Regions from separate parts of the Homo sapiens genome. Here region 1 is linked to region 2. The links are chromatin contacts, found by Hi-C or POLR2A ChIA-PET in ENCODE. All regions are on one chromosome and are shown on one strand. The core of a region is the stretch at or near the end of the contact, and the rest is flanking DNA. Distances in the headings are between cores, read along the strand shown. Region 1 has its middle 27 kb from the start of TFPI. Region 2 overlaps TFPI (tissue factor pathway inhibitor).

Evidence for each region. A loop is a pair of places that touch in the nucleus more often than their neighbours do. ChIA-PET counts read pairs that join two places held with the same protein, here RNA polymerase II (POLR2A). Pooled maps may share reads with other maps.
Region 1: a map of PC-3 shows a loop between it and region 2 (5-fold over the local background). The contact joins two enhancer-like sites. A Hi-C loop is called at or near these places in 10 of 168 maps with a recorded cell type or tissue (Caco-2, Calu3, GM12878 and 7 more), 1 of 37 single-sample maps with no recorded cell type and 5 of 50 pooled maps. POLR2A ChIA-PET finds 5 or more read pairs at or near these places in 11 of 52 experiments (A549, Caco-2, HepG2 and 8 more).

Annotation. Positions count from the first base shown.
Region 1 is chr2:187,579,557-187,582,809 of GRCh38, forward strand. No RefSeq gene overlaps it. Among named protein-coding and RNA genes, the nearest start is that of TFPI, 27 kb to the left of the region's middle. Within about 2 kb of position 1,260, at least 3 of the 41 ENCODE cell types and tissues checked have a DNase peak (open chromatin) inside an H3K27ac peak, as active enhancers do; they include PC-3, where a contact is called at or near this core.
Region 2 is chr2:187,528,744-187,532,065 of GRCh38, forward strand. All of the region lies in intron 1 of TFPI (tissue factor pathway inhibitor), which reads right to left. All of the region lies in intron 3 of CALCRL-AS1 (CALCRL and TFPI antisense RNA 1), which reads left to right. Among named protein-coding and RNA genes, the nearest start is that of TFPI, 24 kb to the right of the region's middle. RefSeq lists a silencer at 1,279-1,573. Within about 2 kb of position 1,793, at least 2 of the 41 ENCODE cell types and tissues checked have a DNase peak (open chromatin) inside an H3K27ac peak, as active enhancers do; they include PC-3, where a contact is called at or near this core.

The DNA.
Region 1 (3,253 bases), core at 10-2,509, 50 kb after region 2:
AATACCGTTCAAGGATTTAAAAAAACAGCAAAGGGCAAGACAGATAAAACCACAATAAAGTGAATTCTACCAATGATCACAACTTTTACTCTGAAGGAGGATTACAACAAACTGAAGAATGTCTCACCTTTTGATATATCTCCTTTTAAAGCTGCTTAGAAATAAGTTATTCATGTAAAATTCTGTTTATTTATGCCTTTTAATTTATAGAGAGTCAGGTTGGTGTATCTTGGGGAGGTTTTCACTGGTTATTCAACATCTAAAATGTAAAGAAAAAATTTTATTCATCTCATATTCAGATTTTTTAAAAAAAAATTTAAAATTTGAATCCCATGGTGAATAATTATATTTTTATGTCAATTTCTAGTCACTTGCACTTTACAGTTTATGATAGTAAACTCCTTTAATGACACTTAAATTTTTTTTCTCAGTTTTATAGGCAAAACCTGGCAAAATTTTAAATTTGCAGTCCATTGAGTAACAGCGAAGTTGAATATTAATTTTCTTATTGGATATTTTTCTTTTTCTTTTGTGAATCGTTATTTATGTTCTTTGCTTATTTTATATTAGGTAAACATATGTACATATATTACATATGTTACATAAACTTACGTATATATTTTGCATATATGTATATATACACATAAGCTTAAGGATAAAATGCAATATTCTTTCTATTATTAGATACTATTGTCCTAACACAAATCTGTATAATGATAATAGTAGTATAGTAATAATAAACATTATTTAATACCTAGTACTGTTGTATCTTTTCAAATAACTATTTTAATCTTTAAACAATCCTCTAAGGTAGCTATTGTCACTATTTTAAATCTAAAGAAATTTGAGAATTATTAGAAAGCTCAATTAAATTGGCCAGAGTTTTAGTACTTACTGGCAGTAAGGAGCCAAGCATAGTTTAAACTCAAATCTGTTACTCCTTTGTCTGTAATCGTTCCAGTGGGCACTAATGCATCGACACCCACTATGCAAGTGATTAGAAGGCAGAGAGTAAGTGACATTTTGATTCGCATTGGCAAGGCCCCTTCTGTCATCATGAAATTATTTTTATAATCTTTCTTCTTTTATTATGTTTTTATTTCTAACCCAAAGGACTGATGTTGTTTGAAATAAGAAGTGTTTGGTTGGTTGAAGTCTTTGTTTGGAGAGGAGAAAACTGGAATGTGATCAAAATTTGTAGGAATAGAGAAGAAAATGGTGGTCCTTCGAATACTATGTTTCTTCAAATTCTATTAAAATGATTCATGCTTGCTCAGAGAACAGGGATTACTTGTGGTTAATTACTGCCCTCTGTTGACGACATGATATATAAATTGTAATTCATGTTCTAAAAAGAAAGTTAAAACTACAAGAAAACTCATTTATGAAGATTAGTAATTAAACCTCAAAAAATTCAAGTGCTTGCCCAAACACCTATATAGCTAGTTAATTACAGGGACGACTGAGACTCCAAGTGTCATAAGCTATGATTAGTCTCGTGTTGACTAAATTAACAACAGTGTTATTTTTGGCCTGAAAATATTTTCCTATTTTCTGAGACTCAAAAACAAAGGTTGTAGTACTCAAAACAATTCAAAATACATTTTATTCAAGAAAAATTTAAATACAATTTATATTCAGGTTAAAATAAATTATGCAGTACAGAAAAGTGGGAAGTGGAAAATAAATATATTTTTCTCACTCTCTACTTGATCCCAGAGGTGACAATCACTAACTGTTTGTTGTTCTGAAATGAATTCTAAATGCTTAGAATTTTTTTCAAAACTAAAATACTGGTCTCTAACTTTTTTAAAACTTAAAATATATGTCTTAGGGTTTATTCCATATAACCACATAGAGATATAGCTTAGTTTTTAATATGACTGCCTACTATTGACACTTTTGAGGATTACAGGCATGTTTAGAATGCCCTTAATTTGGAGTAACTTGTTATTTCCACATAATTAAATTCAGGTTATGCGTTATCTTCTAGGATTATTACAAAAGTGAGGTTGTTTTGTTCTCATTTCCTTCCACCAGGGGGCACTTCATTTTGGTTTGTCTCGATCAATGTTCACTTCGATCACTGGATTAAGGTGTTTCAGGCTTTTTCATTGAAAGCTACCCCATTTTCCTGCTTCTGTGTACAAGAAGGATTTGAGTGGCAAAAGTGCTCAGCTAAGATAAAAAATAAGTAATTACCCCGTCAAATCCTTTGTCCCAAGTAACAGGAATAATGGAATGGATCATAGAATGTTAAGCATTATTTTCCCAAAAGTGCTGAGTGTCCTAGTTTGATTCTAATTCCTTTCTAAAGGAACATACAAATAAATGAGGTATTTGTACCAGTTGTACAAGGAGGGGAAAGAACCTTTTCCTATATACGACAATTCATTTAACTCAAATTTGTTAATATATAAGTCTATAAACAACACAGAAAGTATAATCATGGTTCTTTCTATTGGCAGCTAGGTGAATATTAGAACTGATGATGGTTTTGTTTTTCTTAAAACATTTACTAAGACATAGTCATTTTTAAATAATATTAAAGTTTCGGTTTCATTTGGCTATTTTAAATTTTCATATTCATAATAAATTTGCAATTTGTATTTGCATTTTAATAAGTAATTTTGAATTCTTTAGAAGAAAAAACTTATTGAAAAGATGATGTTTAAAAATGTTTAAATTTAATTGAATTTACATTTTTGAAAAAATATTTCAAATTGCATGCGCTTAAATACAGTACAACAAAATGATGCAATGATCATGCTTGCAATATAATTACTGGTTTTGCTGAAATGAAGGCAAGGAAGATCAATATGGAATAAACATATACTTATGAATTATCTATGTATTTTCATTTATTATTAATCCAAGCATCATAACCAATTAACTAAATACCTAAATATGCAGAAAAAATGTATTTGATGTGTCTAAATATTTTGTCAATTTTCCTAACATAAAAAATACAGCTTTATAACATATCTTTCAATTGTCTTTATGAAATATATTTGTCTAAATGGGATGGAAAATATTTTATGTAACAACATACTAGCTTGATTAATAACTTTTAATATTTAGAATATAGTTACCATAATGCCTTCTGCCTCTCACCTCACAATAATACAAAGAGTGCATTTATTGAATCATCCATTCACCAACTATTATCGGCCAACTATTATGTGCCACTACTGGGACTACAGCAGTAAACAAACAAACAAAAAAGGAAAAATTCTGTTTGCTTGGAACTTAA
Region 2 (3,322 bases), core at 543-3,042:
ACAATGGTTCAAAATAACAAATTGTCCAAAAAACAGCAGTGTAACTATATTTGACCCTGAAGCAAATGCCTTTAATCACTGCTCTATGCTGTCAGATTTTTTAAGATAGTGTTGGTAAAAAAAAAAAAAAATTAGTAAAAATCATATTTAACACTGATGTATAGATTGAGTAGTGTGACTCCTTTTTATAAAAATGGTAAGAATTTGAAAAAGGCAGTAAAGATTTGATACAGGCAGTCACCATCTTATAATGGAGTCATTCCAAACTATGTTGGTAGGACCAGTTTTTTGGAACACTGAACATACAATATTATAAATGAAATTTATGTTGATAGTTAACTGGTAAAAACAAACGAACACGAATAAAAAAGCCTCAATGCATAAGGATGAACTAGTCCAGGTTTGAAGTTTGGTAAGAATGCTGCATCAGACCCAGTTCAAGGTGGCTTTTATTTGCTATCACTTCCAAACAGCCAATAAGTCTTAGAATGGATCTTCACCAGGTAAGAATACAATTGATTCTGTGAGTGAAGCTCTCAGGAGCTCTCTCAGTCTATTAGGGTTGCTGTAACAAAATATCACAGACTGTGTGGCTTAAACAACAGAAATTTGTATCTCACAGTTCTGGAGGCTAGAAAATCCAAGATCAAGGTGCTGGTCCAATCGTTCCTGGTGAGGGCTCTCTCTTGGCTTGCCAATGGTGGCTGCTTTCTCCCTATGTCCTCACATGGCCTTTCCTGTCCTGTGTGCACATGGAGAGAAAGAAAGATATCTTTTCTCTAAGGCCTTCTTTAAGGCCATCAATCCTACTGAATTAGGATTGAACATTTATTATCTCATTTATGTTAATTACCCCCTAAAACCTTACCTTCAAATGCAGTCACATTGGGGGTTAGGTATCCAACATTTTGGGGAAACACAACTCAGAGCAGGAACATTCCTAGTGTTTCAAGAAAGTGTCTCTAACTTGGTTGCAAGTTTGTCTTGGAAGTGGGGGTCACTGCCTTTCTATCAGTAGGCTGGAGCTGAAGATACATCAGCCCTAGAGTGCACTTTCTAATGTGCAATTCAATTCTTTCCTTTCCACATAGCTATAGACTTTGATTCTCTGTTTCTTGCGGCATTACTAACCTTTAGGCAGGACTGGTCATATCAATCACATTTCTATTGAAAATACAGCAATCGCCAACTTCTTATGTTGTACATTTTATGATAATTTGCCCAAACTATGGTGTTTGTTTATTCGTTTGTTTTTGGTTGTTCCTTAAGAGTGAAGTACTGGTCTGGGAAAGTGACTGTTTTCTGTAAGTGTTCTCCAATGAGAAAGTGTATTTTTTGCTCACAATAAGAAGGAAAGACTTGGCAGGGAAAACAGATCCTCACCTTCGAATTCCTTCTCTACCCTTATTTCTCAACTGTAATTGCAAATCACATGTAAGAGAGCAGAAGGCACTGCCCTGGAGGTCAATTCTTGTAACCTGAAATTGAGTAATATATTTGTTTTCTGATTCAGTTAGTTGTGCAGACTAACTATGAAAGTACCCAGAAGGCTTGTTTTGAAATTGGAGATCTTTTTCAAAATTGCGCACAATAAAATTCGCATACTAAACATTCTAAGGGCCCTAATCTAAATATGTAATATTTACCACAAGATTTTAGGAAAATGATCAGTTATTATCATGAATATGAAAAAAGTTGGAAAGACATTCCCAATGGCAGCAGAGAGAAAACCTGGTAAATCCTACCCATATTGTCAACATTATCTCTTCACTTTTGGCATCGTCCCCTGACTTAATCACATGAATGGAATGGAAATATTGCTTCTATATAAAATCTCTACTCAAGTGGTGTCTTTCAGAGCGTAAAATAACTTGATGGTTACGTTCTCTTCCTTCCTATGCTTTTTAAATCACTGTACCTCTTCCTGTGTTACACATTATATATTTATTTGCTTACTCTGTCTTTTCTCTCAAATGTAAGCTCTTTAAATATGGGAATCATGTTTGTTCTTTCTGGTACCCTCTGGAACTCAATGGATATTTGTGAAATAAATCTTTTATGAATTAAAAATTCGGTAAAAATTGTTTTATTTTGTATTTTTTTTACAGAAAGTAAAAGGTCACTGGAGAAATTTAAAACAAATATATAAGCTAAAATTATTTTAAATGGTATGAATAAAAGTGAATATAATGGGTAATGGGCCTCGAGTATAAACTAATCCTTTATTAGGGAAGACAATTATTACTTAACTAATCATTTTTCCTTTCTTCCACCTTTGTTTCTCACAAAACCTGTCCATATTCTGTACTCATAAAATGTATTCTCAAAACTTCTATTAAATGGACAGTAATGGAGTCACAGCAGCATCTGGCCACAACTGACTTGCCAAGGAGTCAATACCTTTACAGACTCAGGCTAACTACTGTCTGTAGAAAGGTGTGTGGTATAGAGTTCTACAGAGGGCCAGTACTAGAGAGGCTGCTGCAGTAAACTTAGTTGTTTATATTTTAGTTTCTGGCTTAGCTCATGACTGTAGAGTCTCTAATATACTCTATATTCTACCAAAGAATTCCAAATTGTGCTTTCAAGGTCTTATTATATAAAATGTTTATTGTGTCTGAATGAATTCAGTCCGACAATGAATCATTAAAATGTGATGTATTTTATCAGCACCTTATTGATGTAATAATTCGTTTCTTTTTACAGTTATTACAAGTGTCAATAACAGAAAAATATTCACAGAAATTTTTCTGTTTTTTTGCAACCATTTGATTATAAATAAATTTTCATATCAATTTTTCTATTTAAAAATATCGATAGCATATTCCTCTTTTGATATGATTTATATGATCATGATAATCGTACAAGTTCTATGTCAACCAAAAATTTTATTTTTCCTCATCTCTGCAATGGGAAAAATTAAAAAAGGTTTACCAATGCAGTCACCTAGAAATTGACCATTTTATTTATGTTTGATGCCATTTACAAAAATAGTTTATTTTTCATGTAAGTGATACATTGACATGTCTAAAGACAGCATTCTATTTGATATTATTAAAATTGTATTCATTATAGTTAAATAAAATTTTTCTATGACCTTTTATAATACACTTAAATACTTTCTTCCAAAGGTAGAAAGGATTGAGAGAATGAAGATTTCTTACCAACTGCTTTTATTTAAAATTTTTTTTTCAAAATTGGAGGATTCTATTTATTTTTAGCTACATATTTAACTAACTGTTCTATTCTTTTAGTATTTAAAATATTAAAACTGTCTTTTTACACTGGAAAAGTAATACATGTGTATTTTTCCAAATCATAA